Linked DNA regions of Homo sapiens: region 2 is linked to region 1. Evidence: read pairs that join two places in POLR2A ChIA-PET (ENCODE). Cell type or tissue: IMR-90. All regions are shown on one strand.

The links. Peaks named below come from ENCODE experiments on the same cell type or tissue, not always from the same donor. Only the 100,000 strongest peaks of a DNase experiment are listed, where the experiment ranks them.
Region 2: POLR2A ChIA-PET joins it to region 1 with 10 read pairs; 2 of 35 experiments call an interaction of 5 or more read pairs at or near these places.

The regions. Positions count from the first base shown.
Region 1 is chr11:100,872,016-100,880,015 of GRCh38, forward strand. The region is part of intron 4 of ARHGAP42 (Rho GTPase activating protein 42); the gene reads left to right. Among named protein-coding and RNA genes, the nearest start is that of SNORD13I, 58 kb to the right of the region's middle. In IMR-90, no CTCF peak of the experiment used is centred here; a DNase peak (open chromatin) is centred at 4,986; H3K27ac peaks cover 3,631 bases.
Region 2 is chr11:100,735,275-100,743,274 of GRCh38, forward strand. The region is part of intron 1 of ARHGAP42 (Rho GTPase activating protein 42); the gene reads left to right. Among named protein-coding and RNA genes, the nearest start is that of ARHGAP42-AS1, 51 kb to the left of the region's middle. RefSeq lists an enhancer at 1-100. In IMR-90, no CTCF peak of the experiment used is centred here; a DNase peak (open chromatin) is centred at 4,587.

The sequences.
Region 1 (8,000 bases):
AACAGGCGTGAGCCACTGCACCCAGCCTGGTTCATTTATTCTTAATATAACATTGTTCCTATTTACCTAACTCTTGTTCTCTATAGACGGCTCCTATTTTTCAGTGTTCTTGTTGTAATTTAGCAATCAAAATTGAATATGAAGCCCCCAAAGAGTATCTGGATACTATAGCATTTTTAAAAATAGTGTATTTATATTGATCAGTAAAATTATTTATCTTCTTATTGTTCATGTCATATTATTTATTCAGATGAAAATAAAATCTCAGCAGCCCCTTAAGGAACAGCTTTTTGATCCTTTCCTTGCCTAGTAGACTTTTTGGTGAGACTTTTTACTATGTTTTAGTTTTTTTTCTTCCAAATTAATGAGTTTTTGTTGTTGTTGTTGTTGTTTGTTTTGAGATAGAATCTCGCTCTGTCACCTAGGCTGGAGTGCAGTGGTGCTATCTCAGTTCACTGCAACCTCTGCCTCCCAGGTTCAAGCAATCCTCCTGCCTCAGCTTCCCAAGTAGCTGGTATTATAGGTCTGCACCAAGCCTGGCTGGTTTTTGTGTTTTTAGTAGAGACGGGGTTTCACCATGTTGGCCAGGCTGGTCTGGAACTCCTGACGTCAGGTGATTTGTCCGCCTCAGCCTCCCAAAGTGCTGAGATTAATGAGATTTTTTTTAGCATGTAGATTTGATGATTTTAATATATGGACAGGATCTGCCCTTCTACCTCATTCTCCTTTCCCAGTCTTGAGTCAGGAGAAAGTTGATTAGCATGCCATCATCTGTCTCATGTTGTCACTGATACAAAAACATTCGATTCAATGGTGTTGATCTGTTTCGTAACAAGCACATTCCTCAGCATTGGGGGATGCAAAACTAATATATGATGCTTGCCCTCACAGACCACACATTGTAGCAGAAGAAACTCCAGAGAAATAAATAATTATAATTGAAAGGCATCACTGATGTACCTGAAGTATGCCCATCATATTTTTCAAGCACAGTGGGAGGAACAACTCACTCTGGCTAACCAGGGGAGGCTGACAAAGATCCCTGTATAGTTCTACCATCCAGCAGGTGCAATATAAAGACTGGTGGAAATTCTCCAGTCAGCACAGGGGAAAATGGCATCCCTGGCAAAAGAGAAGACAGGGAAAGGAAGTGACATAGTGGTATAAAAATTTGAAATTTGTGATGTGGCTTAGAAGCTTGATATATACGGGTATGATTGCAGCTGCTACATTTAGCCTTTTTTTCTTTCTTTTTGGAGAATGAACCGCATTAAGAAATACATTTTACATCACAATTTAGCAAGTATATGTGCTAACATACTTCTGTTTCTACAAGGGATGTATTGTGGTATTTTCTATTGCATTTTACTCTAATTTAGTTCATTTAAAAAAATGCTGATTCTAACCCATGAAACTCATTGTATAACCTACCAGTGTGTTATATAACCCACGGTATGAGTAAATACCAGGCCAGTGTTTAGCATGTGTATGTAAATGGAGGATGAAGGCAGAATTAGTGAGAAATGAGGCATGAAATAGCCAGCTGGGGTAGAATAATGGAGAGTTTTGTGTCACATCCAGTTTTTTGTTTAATAATAATGAAGATCAGGATATATATAATTGGTATTAATAACATCTGTCAGGCAGTCTTCTAGATGACTCACATATATTTACTTATTTAATCTTTACAACAAATCCATGAGGTAGGGCCTATTATTTTCAGCCTCTTTTTACTAATGAGTAAACTGAGCCACAGAAAGGGCAATGTAATTTGCCTAAGATTAGACAGATAGTAACTACCAGAGCAGGGATTGAACGCAGGCAGTTTAACTCTAAGGCACATGCCCCTCAACCACATACTATATTCATGAGGGCAGTCCAGTCTTGACTCTGCATTTCAAGAAGACAGCTTATGAGCAATGTGAAAGGCTGGTGCTGAGAAACCACCCACCAGCCAATAATTAATAATTATTTACATTAGAATGTTCATAGTTGTCTTTGTCTTGTGTTGCAGAATACCTGAGTTGGAGTAATTTACAAAGAAAAGAGGTTCATGGTCCTGCAGGTTTGGATGTTCAGGTGCATGGCACTGGCTTCTCCCAAGGGCTTTTGTGCTGTGTCATACATACGGATGTTCAGAGCTGGACGTCTGTGCAAAAAAGGGACCAAACAGGAGAAGGAGTCTTACCTTATAACAACCTGCTATTGTGGGAAGTAATCTATTCCCATGACAGTGAGAGCTCACCTAGTCCCAATAGACAGCACTAATCTATTCTTGAGATACCCAAACACCTCCCACTAGGCCCTGATTCCCAGGACTGCTACACTGGTAATTAAACCTCAGCATGAGTTTTGGTGGTAACGAACTACATCCAGACCATAGCAGTGATAAATTTTGTTTACTGTCAATGTCTGTTACCTGCCAGACATTCAAGGCTTGGAAACTACAACACAATACCAGCAGGAGAGCAGGTGTGGACACCTCGGGCCTGTGTCAGATCGCAAAGGTCTTTGACTGTAAGCTCCCACTGAATACCATCAAGTGAAGGGCAGACTTCTGGAGCCCCCGTATTTTCCATGGAGTTCACAGATGAGCCTCTTTGTTGGTCCTCCTGTTTCCTTGGGGCACCACCTTTTGCCTTTTTCATTCTCTGCCTTGATTCTGCAGCTTCTGGAATTGTAATGTGTTTATTTTTGTGCCAGATTAGTTCTCCAGTCTACCGTATCTTTCCTTTTTAAAATGTATTCCTTTCCTTCCCTTTGGGTAGGATAGGCTTATTGCCCCATCTGTGAATTCCACTGTTATTATCCAGTCCCCAAAAGAAGTGTGGCACAGGAGAAAGTGAATCCAGTGTCTTCTGTGCTGTCTTTAACAGTTCTTACTTACCAGCTCAAAGCACGTATCTCAGGACTCAGATGACTCTGTTCTCTTTTACCTCAGGATGAGTTTTCTACCCTGCAGTTAAGGGTGATTTTTGTTTCCATCCTGATTTGCAAATGTTAATTTCTATGTTTTAAGGCAAGGGTTGGCAAACTGCTGACTAAATCTAATCCACTGTCTCTCTCTCTCTCTCTCTCTCTCTCTCTCTCTCTGTGTGTGTGTGTGTGTGTGTGTGTGTGTGTGTGTGTGTGTGTGTGGCTCATGAACTATGAATGGTTGTTACATTTTTATTTTTTATTTTTTGTTACACTTTGATTTTTTATTTATTTTATTTTTTATTTATTTTTTGCTTTTAAAGTTTTCAGACTTTATTTCACAGTGATCAACACAGGAACGTACTGGAGTTAGTAACCCGGTGCCCAGCCTCCCACCATCCGCTTTATCAGGTCCTGTTCCTAGGAGGATTGGGCTAGGGCTGGGGCTAGGGGTGGGGATGGGGAAAGGACGTTGCAATTTAAGGCATTTCTGGCTTCGGAGCCATCCCTGCCACTCCTGCACCTGCCCCTTGACCTTGGTCAGACATTGGCTGGACCCTGGTCATTCTGAGACAAGGATGACCATCACTGACACTGGGGGGAGGGTTTGCAGTGAGGCAGCCCTCAGCCACTCTCGGCCGAGACGGGAAGGATGAGACCCACCATTCCAGGGGTCAAATAAAATCAACACATGAAGAACACGGTTGGTGGCCAGGCCCAGATACCCAGGCAGGCAACAGAGGTCAACCCCATCCCACAGTGGGCTCTTCTCAGTGGCCCGTCACAGGGCCTGGGGTGTGGCAGAGGGACATGGCCACGTCCAGGGTGGCGGGGGGTGACTGGACAGGGCCAGCTGAGGGTAATTAAAGAGTAGCATAAAGAGGGTAAATAAAGAGTAACATTTTTTGACAAGCGGAAACTGTAGAATTCAGATTTCAGTGTCCATAAATAAAGTTTTATTGGAATATAGTGTCTCTTACCTGTTTATGTGTTCTCTGTGGTTGTTATCTTGTTACAAGAGCACAGTTGGGTGGTTGTGTAGGAGAGCATGTGGCCCACAAAATATAAAATGCTTAACTCTTTGATTCCTTATAAAAAAAATTTGCTCACCACTCACTGGACTAAGACCTGAAACAAATTTCAGTCCTTACCTTTGCAAAATACCTTCTCTGGTAGCACAAACTTAATAACATGTGTTTGATAATTTGGCTTCCTATGTTGGAAAACCACAGAATTTACAGCAAGATGAACTTGAATTTGACCTTGAACAAATTTGTGGCTGAAAATAATATTCTTAACACAGACACCACAAATTTTTATTTCAAGTATTTTTATTTTCATGGAAACCTTTTACCTTTGAAGAAAATATATACGTTCTTAGTTTAGGGCTATAGCTTAGCACACAAGCAATATAGAAGAGAAAAATAAAGAATCCTTTTTGCTTCTGTAGTTGGACGTATTTAAATATTTAAGAGAAGGTCAGGTAAAAACACTTTACAATCAGATGCTTTTATTTAGTTTTCAGAACTGCTAAATATGGTGGACAACCATCCTCCCAACAACATTTGTTATTTTAAGTAAGAATGTGGTGAATCTCATCACGGATTTGTCTGTATGCACTGCTTTTACTTTATACAAAATCAGCCAATTAAAAAGAAAAAATTATTTTGTTTCCTTGGGATTGTGCAGATAAGTGAACTCATTTGTTAGCCAACATTATTGAAATCTGTGGGTATGTTTGTGTAGACTCAGCCCTAGAGCAAGCAATATATTTGCAACTGAACACATATATTGAGAGAAATCTGGTAAGCTCTACCATTTATATTCATCATAGTAAACAGCTCACTGACTTTATTAATAGGTTTCACTTAATACAGCTTCTTACTGTTCTGTATTTAGAGTTGATTTTACGTCTTTCTCTTCTATATACAGCCAGTAATAATCTGAAGCCAAATTTAATGCTCTCCAGAGACCATGCAACCCACGTTTGCATCAAGAGCCTGGTGATTTACAGACTCTGAGTTGGAGAGATGACCTCTACAATTACTGTAGAAACCCAGTGAGAAGTGAAGTGAGCTCACTGTAGAAAGATTTCAGGCATTGAAAAAACTTGCCTTATTTGGTAAATGTGGTTAACTGGTCCCAGCTGGTAATACTGGTGAGCTCATTGTGAGATGTATTGTCTCTTAAAGCCAAATTCTTGTATTTTTAAAAATCTGTTAGAATTGGAGTATTAAATAGTATTTGTTCAGTTTTTCTTGATGTTCTAGGAAGTAAATCAAATCAGAAACAATAGAGTTCCATTTTGAAAACTAAAGCTCAGATGCAGTGACACTTAAAATATTCCCAGTATATCTTTTCTTGTCTCTTATGTTGCTTACCTTACTTAGCCTCTGGGGAATTTGGAGTTTAATTTATGCCTTGAAATACAAGACTCCTACGGGAAGCAAATTTATGTGGCCATGTGTGCTTTACTATACTTCTTTGCTCATGTAAGTTTACTCTGTATATTACACTTTCAGGATAGATTCTGTTAATTGCATTTTCTTTAATGACCAGTAGCATTTCATGCTTGTAAATGAAAGACTATGGTTTCTCATGTCTTCTGTAAAATTCCTACCTCAGATTTGTCTGTATCTTGAGTCTGGCTTTCCAGAGATTCAGTTGTTTCAGAGGAAAAAACACAGGGTTTAAGTCAAGGAGAACTTGGTTTGAATCCTGGCTCTGCTGTGTGTGAACTTGATGACTTCAGGACAGCTCCTTAACTGTTGTGACAGTTAAGAGGTGTTACCAGGGTGGGCGCGGTGGCTCACGCCTGTAATCCCAGCACTTTGGGAGGCTGAGGCAGGCAGATCACGAGGTCAGGAGTTCGAGACCAATCTGGCCAATGCAGTGAAACCCCGTCTCCAGTAAAAATACAAAAATTAGCCAGACGTGGTGGCACATGCCTGTAATCCCAGCTACTCGAGAGGCTGAAGCAGGAGAATCACTTGAACTCGGGAGGCGGAGATTGCAGTGAGCCGAGATCATACCACTGCACTCCAGCCTGGGTGACGCAGCGAGACTCTGTCCCAGAAAAAAAAAAAAAAAAAAAAAGAGGTGTTACCTATCCTCAAGTGTTGTGAGATTTAACATATGAATATGGGAATGCCTGGCACAAAAATGGTAATAAATGCCAATTTCCTATTCCTTCTATTTCTTTTTTTCTTTTTTTGAGATGGAGTTTCACTTTTGTTGCCCAGGCTGGAGTGCAATGGCACAATCTCAGCTCACCGCAACCTCCGCCTCCCTGTTTCAAGTGATTCTCCTGCCTCAGCCTCCCGAGTAGCTGGGATTACAGGTGTGAGCCACCATGCCCGGCCTATTCCTTCTATTTCTATTTCCAGCTTTTCCTAGGCCTCACTTTCAACTGTTTCCTTTTGGGTTATATTGATACGATTTGGCTGGTCCTCTCTGCCGAGTCACCCATTCTCCATGCGGTAGTAGGAGGGAATAGGTCCTCTGTACCCTTACCAATCAAACTGTGGTCCAATTACTAATGCTTAGAAAGATTCCTCAGCAATTGTTTTCTCCCAGGGACCTGCTTTAAAAATCTAATTTCATTTGTTTGTGGGTGAGGGAAAGGAAAGTGGTTTCCTAAAGTAAGTGCTTTCTTTCTAACTTAAACTAAAATACCACATTCTCTCATTTGAGGTCATAAAAGTAGCTCTCATCCCAGGGGACATGCGGAGATTAGAAAATGAGCAAAGGGAAGAGGAGGAGAAATGAGTAAGTCAGTGGCAAGAGCATCCTCTCCCCGCCAAATTATATTATGTTTTCATTTTATCTTGCACATGTTCTGCTTGAAATCCTATCTGCACCCATTACAACACTGCTTCCTGGCATCTAATGAAAGATGCCTCCATGGACTTGCTTAAAACACAAGGAAACAAGCTTATTCTTTGGGGAGTTACATATATATATATGTATATAGTATATAAAAATTCTAGAAGATAACATCAGAAAAACTCTTCTAGAGATTAGCTTAGGCAAGGAAAGGAGACATGAACAATTTTTTTTTTTTCAAGGAAAGAAGACATGAACAAATATTTAGTGTGGTTTAGTTTGAGGTAGATAATATTTTAATAAAAAAATTAATAATGCCTCAAAAAAATATGGTCTGGGGCCAGCAGCATCAACTAGGATCTTATTAGAAATGCAGAATCTTTGGTCCCACTTCAAGCTTGTCAAATCAGTATCTGCATTTTAACAAGACTCCTAGTTGATTCAAATGCATAATACAAGTTTTAGAAGCACTGCTCTGTATCACTTTTTTGGTATCCACATCTCTGATGAGAGTAATGTGGTCCTCTCTATTTGGGGGGTTATCCTTGGTTTTTGAAGTACTGAGTGACTAGAAAGATAACAGAATGGTTAAATAATCTGTCACCCCGTCTGTGCTTAACTGTCAATCAGTTCCTTGCACATATGAACTTCTCCACCTGTACCACCCATCTTCTCTAGCTAGATTCTAACTGTAAAACCCTTCAGGGAAGGACATTCATTCTTTATTTGGTGGGTTTTGTTTGTTTGTTGTCTGTTGGCTAAAGATAGTACTCATCAGTGTCACTGTGGGTTTCTCTTGGGACAGAAGGTGGCAAAATTGGATGTTGTCATTTCTTTTTTTCTGGTTCCTCTTCCGACACCCACATCCATTATTTACAACATAGACTTTGCCTGCCATGCCTATACCCTGTGAGCTGCGACCTCCCTGCCTCATCTACCCTGTTCTTACCTTTCTTCACTGTCCCTAATCACCACTGCCTCCTCTCTTCAGCTTCTCCGCTGTATATTTCCCTTGGGTCTCTTGTAGTTTTCCTCTTTGATCATTTCTTCTCTGTCTTCATTATGGTTTTCAGGTGAGAGGGTCGTTTGGCAAAAGGAGTAAAGTTAAAAATGAAAATCTTTTGGGTTCAGATCACCAGACTGCTGCTTATCCTGGATTCTTTGTGGGTTTTTAAAGTCATTGAACCCTCATCCCTTTCAACACACAGCCTCAAGCTGGTTTATAATTTTGCTATTCATATGCCAATGTTCATCTTGCA
Region 2 (8,000 bases), 140 kb before region 1:
TAAATTCTGCCTCCTTTCCTAGTTTAGTTTCTCTTTGTGAGTGGAATCCCCCTTATGTTTCTGAACTATTTAAGAGGCTTGCTTTGTGATGGAAGAGGAAATGCCAAAAGTGACTCCAATAATGTCACTTTAAGTCATTTTCTGTTTCTTTACATGATTTCTAGTTTTACAGGGGCTTTAAAAAAGAATAGGAAATAGGAATAGGAAATCACTTTAAGTCATCTTCTTTCTTTGCATGATTTCTAGTTTTACAGGGCTTTTTAAAAAGGAATAAGAAATATGAAAAAACTGGGGAAAGGTTGGTGATTTGACAATATTTTACTTGTACTTTTTTTTTTTTTTTTTTTTTTTGAGATGGAGTTTTGCTCTTGTTGCCCAGGCTGGAGTGCAATGGCGTGATCTAGGCTCACTGCAACCTCAGCCTCCTGGGTTCAAGCGAGTCTCCTGCCTCAGACTCCCTAGTAGCTGGGATTACAGGCGCCCGCCACCACGCCCAGCTAATTTTTTGCATTTTTAGTAGAGATGGGATTTCACTGTTGAAACTATGGCCAGGCTGGTCTGGAACTCCAGATCTCAGGCCATCCACCCGCCTCAGCCTCCCAAAGTGTTGGGATTACAGGCGTGAGCTACCGCGCCCAGCAGACTTGTACTTTTTAAGTGTTTCATATCCTATTTGAGCGGCTATCTTTGTTTACCTAGGTAATGTAGTCATATGTACTGTGTTCAGAAATCAAGAGAGTAAAAGGAAGCAATAGAAAGGAAAGGATAGTTTTCAGAGCTGAGATATATTTTTCAAAAAAATCATGGCCCAGCTGTTTCTACTGGGGACACCTAGAGTAGGGCAATGGGAGATGATAATGTGGTTAGCCCAAGGTTGTTTAGGTGGTTTTAGTTAGTTTGTTTTGAAACCTGAAGCCTCAGTGGGCTTGAGCAACAAGGAATAGAGATAGAGAATTCTCATCATTTTGTGAAGCTTTGTGAGCTTTTTCATTCTTTTACATCTCCGTTTTCCACAGTAGCCTCAGGATTTTCTTTATATGGATGCATGCCGGGGGCTTCCCGATGATCACTTGAGGATGGCTCTGGTGAGACAGAGAACTTGGTGGAAATCCCCCTGAGCTGCCTTCCTGGAATAAACCTGGGTTGAGAAATCTTGGGGCTCTGGGCACACAGAAAATGCCTGGTGGACAAATCATGGGACTGCTACCACCATCTTATCAAACGTGATTAATGGGAACTGGAATGTAATGGAGAGACAGTGTCACATCCCTGCAGGGTGTCTCTGTGTTTTTTTCCTTCCCAAACACTGTCTTTCTCTCTTTCTTTTAATGGATTTTCAAACAATACTCTGGTAGCACCTTTTGTGCTACAGGCATCTGCCACTTGCAGCAGATTTAAAGGATTTAGACCTGGAGGGTAAAGAGTAATTTCTCCGAAAGGATCTTGACGTGTTACTGTTATAATAAGCTAAGCAGTTTGTCTTTTTTTTAAATTAAAAATATGTTTGTTTGGCTTACATAAACGATAGTGTCTTCTGTTAAGAAAGAAAAAAAGGACAGGAGAAGCACATTATTCTGGATTTTTCCTTACCTTTGATCAAGGCTTTACATATAACTTCCTGACTCCAGGAAACACCAGGGATAGAAGAACAAGGTCAGCAACACTTTGAGCAAGCACTATGCTAAATCTAGAATTTGGGGCATCCTATAGGACAGTGGAACCAGTTTAGTTAATGAGTCAGTGGCCTGTGAAAAGAAGGAAAAAAGGAAGAGATAACTATTCTATGTTAAAAGGGATTAAGGGATCTCAGAGACATAAGGAAATATAATGAGTAGACATTGTTAGGATTCTTATTTGTGAACAAGTGGAAAACAGATTTAAAAATAATTGGGGAAATGTGAATGTGAACTAGCTTTTGATAGTATTAAGGAATTACTATTAATTTTGTTATAAATGATAATAACCTTATGGTTATATAAGCATCTCTGCTTCCATTCCCACATGAATACAAATGAAGCAAGTCCCTTAATCTCACTTAGGATTAGTATTTGCAGCTACAAAGAAGATGCTTATTTTGGAAGGTTTTGTAGGGTTGACGTGGAGGTAGAATGAGACAATGCTAGCGTAGAATCCTGTGAGTGATTTTTATGTTTCGTTGTTGTTGTTGTTGTTTTTGGCTATCATTATCACTATATGAGGTTCATGTATCATATTAATTCTAACTCTAGCTATCCTTTAAAACTTTCATGTGTTTCCATTTCTTTTCCTATTGGTGATCATACTGGTGTCCCACCTTTCAACGTTCGCAGGTATTCCAGATGGCCTGCTCCATGAGATAGAGGTGTCTTGGTTCATCTTGGCCTTGCTCACCACTTACTCTTACCACAAGGTCCTGTGTCAGGCCCAGCAATTGCCCTTGAATAGATGCTGACTTATTTGTTGAATGAATGAACTCTCCCTGTTAAACTTAAAGCAGAAAAAAGGAACTTTATTGCAGCTTCTTATTGGCAGTAAATGCTAACAGATTTATATTGATAAGCTGCTGGGAGAGGACTTAAAAGGGGCCTACATCTCACATTAGTGTTTTTAGTTGCTTGCCTATTGCTCATGATCAATCCCCTCTCATTCCTCTTCCTCAGAAAGTAGGCACGTGGTCATTTCTTTTTTTCATCAAGATTGCAAAGTCTTTATACAGTGAGGAAGAAATTGTATTAGAATCCTTACGTTTTGCACATAGTAGGCAGTTGCTAAATGTCAAAAGAAGACTTTATTTCTGTACCCAAAATATTTTTAGATATTTTGATGGGAACTGGGAGAGCTGGGAGAATATTCAGTGTAAGAAATGATTTTTTTCTGTGAGTCAAGAAAATATCGTAGAAATACTGTGATAGCCTTTAATTTATAGCTGTCAAATACTGACTTGGTTAAAATTATTACAATGCTTCAGAGGCAATTATTTACATATGTTTTCTCTCTTCATCTTTAATATAGTAACGTGGAAGCGGGAAGCTGGGAGAAAGTCATTTTTTAAATGTGGATTGAGAGTTCATATGTGGAAAGGGCTGCAATTCATTGAAATAACCAGGAGAAATTGGATGCTGATATTTCAGAGCTGCAGTCTGTTTGGAACCTCACAGTACCGCAGTCTAACAAAGAAGTGCCAGCTTTGTTTTAGATTTAAAAGAGTATCATCTAAAGGATCTGACATTACAGACAAAAGAGAGGTAACTCACTAATTCCATCAGATGTATATTTTTTCTCATTTTGCAATTCCATCAAAGCAGTATTGCTCTTGGCCATTTACCTGTTTTTGAATAATGAGAGGTATCATGATTTTCATCAGTGAGGGTAATATATGTAAAACTTGCAAACAATTTATTCCTCTAAATAAAGTAAAAAACTATGTTGCTAGAGAAGTACTATTGCTGCTGACTACTAAAGGTAGTTAAGAAGTCAAAGTGTTTTATTATAATACAAATAAAGTGAACATGTAGAAATCTGTTTATTATTACGTTTCAAGTTTGAATATTTTGTTTTCTTTTTAAGAAGAAGCAGGGCAAAACAAACTGTGCCCGTTGCATTCCTTGCCAAGGTCAATGCTCCATATTTTGTCTGACTGTTTAATTTAATAGCATTCAAGCACAGAAGCAATCAGGAGGCCACTCCTATTGGTAAATCCATGCTTATAAAGAAAGCATGTATTTCAGAACTTAGGAAAAAAGCTGTTTGTTAAGCCCAGACCTAGTTTGAGATCTTTTTGAAAAGTGCTTATAATTTTCCAGAATTCTAGGATTAACTCAAGGAAATGCACAACAGAAATATGTAGATTTGACAGTGGCTTTTTTCTTCTGTTCAAGTTATCTTAGAGTCTTTTTTTTTGTTTTTGTTTTTGTTTTAAATGAAGCAGTTTTGAGATTCATTAACTGGTTATCTTTTGTCTGAGTTTTACCAAAGTGATCAAAAAATAAGGAACTATTGACTTTTGGTAATTAAAATACTCTTGGATTTTTTTTTTTTAGTTAAAGTTCAGGACCATTCACTTGGTTCTTAAACAATCTTGTTTTAACCTGAAGAACTCTTGATTTGAAACTTTGAAATCCTGAGAAACATTTTTTCTATGACTCTCAAAAATAACTTCAGATTGCAATTTGTTCTAAAGAGGATAAAGTAGATATACCATGCTTGTTTTCTTTTCCTTAATTGAGTTTCATTTATGTGATTAACTTAGATAAAAATACTCTAATTTGATTTACTGAAGCAGTCAGGATGAAATATTTTGCATAGTGAAGTGTGCTAAATCTTTAAAACTATTTCTAGAGTTTTTAAAGAAAGAATTTTAAAATGTAATGTACGAAGGTATAATTCTGTGTATCTATACTTTGTTTCTCCCTCCCCTCTGCATCTAATAAGCCCCTCTTTTCTTGTTCCTTTTGTAAACATGAGTTGCTTATGGCTTGTGTACTGAAAATGCTGCCAGGAAGTAGGGTGAGCATAACTTCTTTTCCCATGACCCTCAGTCTAATGTTGTTCCAAGGGTTCCTTACTTAGAAATGCCTTGATAACCGCATTCATTCCTGACATACCCCACCCCCAACACACACAACTGCTGAGTGCCATCTGACCCACAGTCCAGCTGCAGCTTTTAAAAATACTAGTGGCAAAGGCTTTTACCTAGAACGGTGACTATCTGTGAAAAAATTTTGTGTGTGATTTGTTTTTTGCGTGTTGAAATATTATTTTTTAAAGAAAGTTACTTGGTGTCAGCCTGCAAGTTAAAGGGTTATTAGTACAATTTTTTTTTTTTTTTTTAATTTTCAACTCACTAAAGCTTGCCTGTGTATGTTCATCCTTTTTGTATGATTTCTGGAAGTTTTCCTGTTGACAGTGAAGTCTAAAATGCTAAGACCTTTAGATTCTCTTGTTTCATGACTTTTATTATGAACATAAAACTTTTAAAAAAGACCTGGTCATGCTATGGCCTCTCCCTTCTCCCAAATTTTATATGATACCCTCAGTTTTTTTTCCTTTGGTGCACAAGGGAAGAAAAACGTATTTGCTGAGTAAACACTTGGGCACTGAATTTATTTCTCCCATCTTCTAAAAACTGTGAAGTGAGCACTAGCGTTCTTTTATATGTAGAAAATTGAGAGTGCAAAACAGGTTAACTAATTTGCTCCAGGAACAAAAGCTAGTCAGTCATGGAACTAAGATTTGAACCTGTCTGTCTGATACTAAAGTGCTATTCTTTGCCATTTGAAGGCAGTATCATTCATGCCATGAACATTAGCCAGAAGCTTTATGGTATAGGGGGAGGAGAATGGAATGTGTAGAGGAAAAGTTCTTGGAAAGCAGAGTTTGATGTAGAATGGTTCCTGAAAGTGAAGGGGATGGTGCCAGCAGTTGCAAGATAAAGCGATGGGGTAGGTACATTGCTCCTGGCAGCTGCTCCTTCTGCCTCTCCTGTTGTTGAGTGTCAGATTTTGCTGCTCCAGGGAAGATTCAACCACTGTTAAAGTTTGGCACAGGGTTGATGAAGCTTTGGAACGTTACTTACTGGATTATTTAAAAAAAATATGTCTATCAAGAGAAGAATAAAGAGGGTATCTGTGGTTATACTTTAATTAGTTATTCCTGGAGAGGGGACATGTGGCCTTATTCTAGTCCCATGGGCTTGAGGGGGAAAGCAGACAGATTTATTTGACTGACTGTAAGGCTCCTTTGCAGATTACATAAAGAGAGAAAATAAGAAATTTTATTTATTTATTTCTTTTTTTGAGATGAAATCTCACGCTGTCTCCAAGGCTGGAGTGCAGTGGCAAGATCTCAGCTCACTTCAGCCTCCATCTCCTGGGTTCAAGCGATTCTCCTGCCTCAGCCTCCTGAGTAGTGGGGATTACAGGCACCTGCCACCACGCCTGGCTAATTTTTGTATTTTTAGTACAGACGGGGTTTCACCATATCGGCGAGGCTGGTCTCAAACTCCTGACCTCAAGTGATCCACCCACCTCGGCTTCCCAAAGTGCTGGGATTACAGGCGTGAGCCACCGCCCCTGGCCGAAGAAATCTTATTCTTATAGTTAGTGAAATGTGATGCCTCCTGAAGCCACAAGACACATCTCAGTCTGTAAAGGCATGACGGTAAAGTGTGTGTGAATAGAGAGAGGGTGAGAAAAAGGAAACTCATTTGTGGGCTGTTTCCTGTTAGTACCTGTCTGCTGTGTTACCGACCCTTGCACATTCCCTGCCTTGCCTCTGCAGCCTCTAGTCCAGATTGAAGAACCCTGAAGACCTAGCTTCCTCACCCTGTATAGTTACTGTAGTTACTAAGGATCTAAATTATTGGCATACCAGCTGACTGCTTTAAGCCTAAAGCAAAGTGCCAGGTAGAGGACATGCGTTACTTAGATACTGCCTATAAAGCAGATTTCTCTGTGTGGGAGACTTCTGCCCCACAGTGTCCCATTGTGAAAGCAGAAATGAATTTTGGTGAAATCAAATAACTTAGTTTGAGAAGTATTTATTTTAATCTGAAAATTGTTATTTTGCCCTTAACTAATGTTTAAAGCAAGCAGTACTTTGCATTGTACTAGGGACTGCAATGTGCAGTTCTGGCATGCCCAGGTTTAGAGGGAAATCCATAAGGTTGTCTGCTTTAACCTGAGACTCCAAATTTAGTTTTTCGGCTTTTTCAATAAAAAAAACCTAGAGGAAACCTTAGTGATCTCTTTGGGCAATAAAAAGCCAAAGGCAGCTGATCTAAATAGTCTTCTCCCCTTCCGTTTCCCCAAACTAGTTTCTACTCATGTTTCAAAACATCTCCTTCTGCTTTTTGCTCACTGTGGATCAAATACTGCCATCATTCTGATCCTATTGCTGAAAGTAATCTGTTAATTCCTCACCAGGCTAACTCCTGGATGAGAGAGGGGGTCTTATTTTTGTGTGTAATTTATACATACCCTTGTGTTGTAATGTTAACTGATTGTCAAACTGGCATCAGTGTCTTCCTTCATTTCCTTGGAAAGTTTGAAATAGGGAGATGATGCTGGGGTTGAAGTGGTCTTAACGTCTGTCTTATTCAGTGACTAATTGATTTTCCTTGAGGAACACAGTGCAGGAGTAGTGTGTGTGAAGTTCTGAGGTTTCTACTTTTCAAGGTTCAGATATGTGACCTCTGGGTGGTGGTGGTCATATATTTGAAGTGCTTTGAGGTTCCTGTGGAATTACAGTGTTTTATAATTTGAAGTAACAGATCTTATTAATTATAAAGCGTTCTCAGTTAAATTACTGAACTCTTGCTACGTGCCAGGCATTCTGCTGATGACAGCCCTTTTCAAAGGTCCATAGATATCATCTGTATTCTGATCTCCTTAGGTCCAGGAAGTCATCATCTAGTAAGTTGTCATATAAGGTCACATAGTACATTAATGCCAGCAGAACTGGGACTAGTAGTAAATATTTTACGAATCTGGGAGGTCCAGTGTTAGGTGCATATAAATTGGATTGTAATATCTCTGTGTTGTATTGATCCTTTTATCATTATATTATGACTACCTTTGTCTTTTTCTACTGTTGTTCCTTTAAAGTCTGTTTTATTTGATATAAGAATAGCTACTCCTGCTCACTTTCTGTTTTCATTTGTGTGGAATGTCTTTTTCCATCCCTTTACCTTGGATTTATATGAATCCTTACATGTTAGGTGAGTCTCTTGAAGACAGCAGATATTTTTGGTGTGTGATTTATATTCATTCTGCTAATCTATATCTTTTAAGTGGAGCATTTAGGCCATTTATATTCAATATAAATATTGGGACTTGGAGGTGCTTTCCAATTATCATGTTAAGTGTTACTTACTTTGTTTTCTTCATTGTGTTACTGTTTTATAGGCCCTGTGAGTTTTATGCTTTCAAGAGGTTCTATTCTGGTGCATATTGACCTTTTGTTTCAGGATTTAGAACTCCTTTTAGCATTTCTTGTATGGCTGGGCTGGTAATGACAAATTC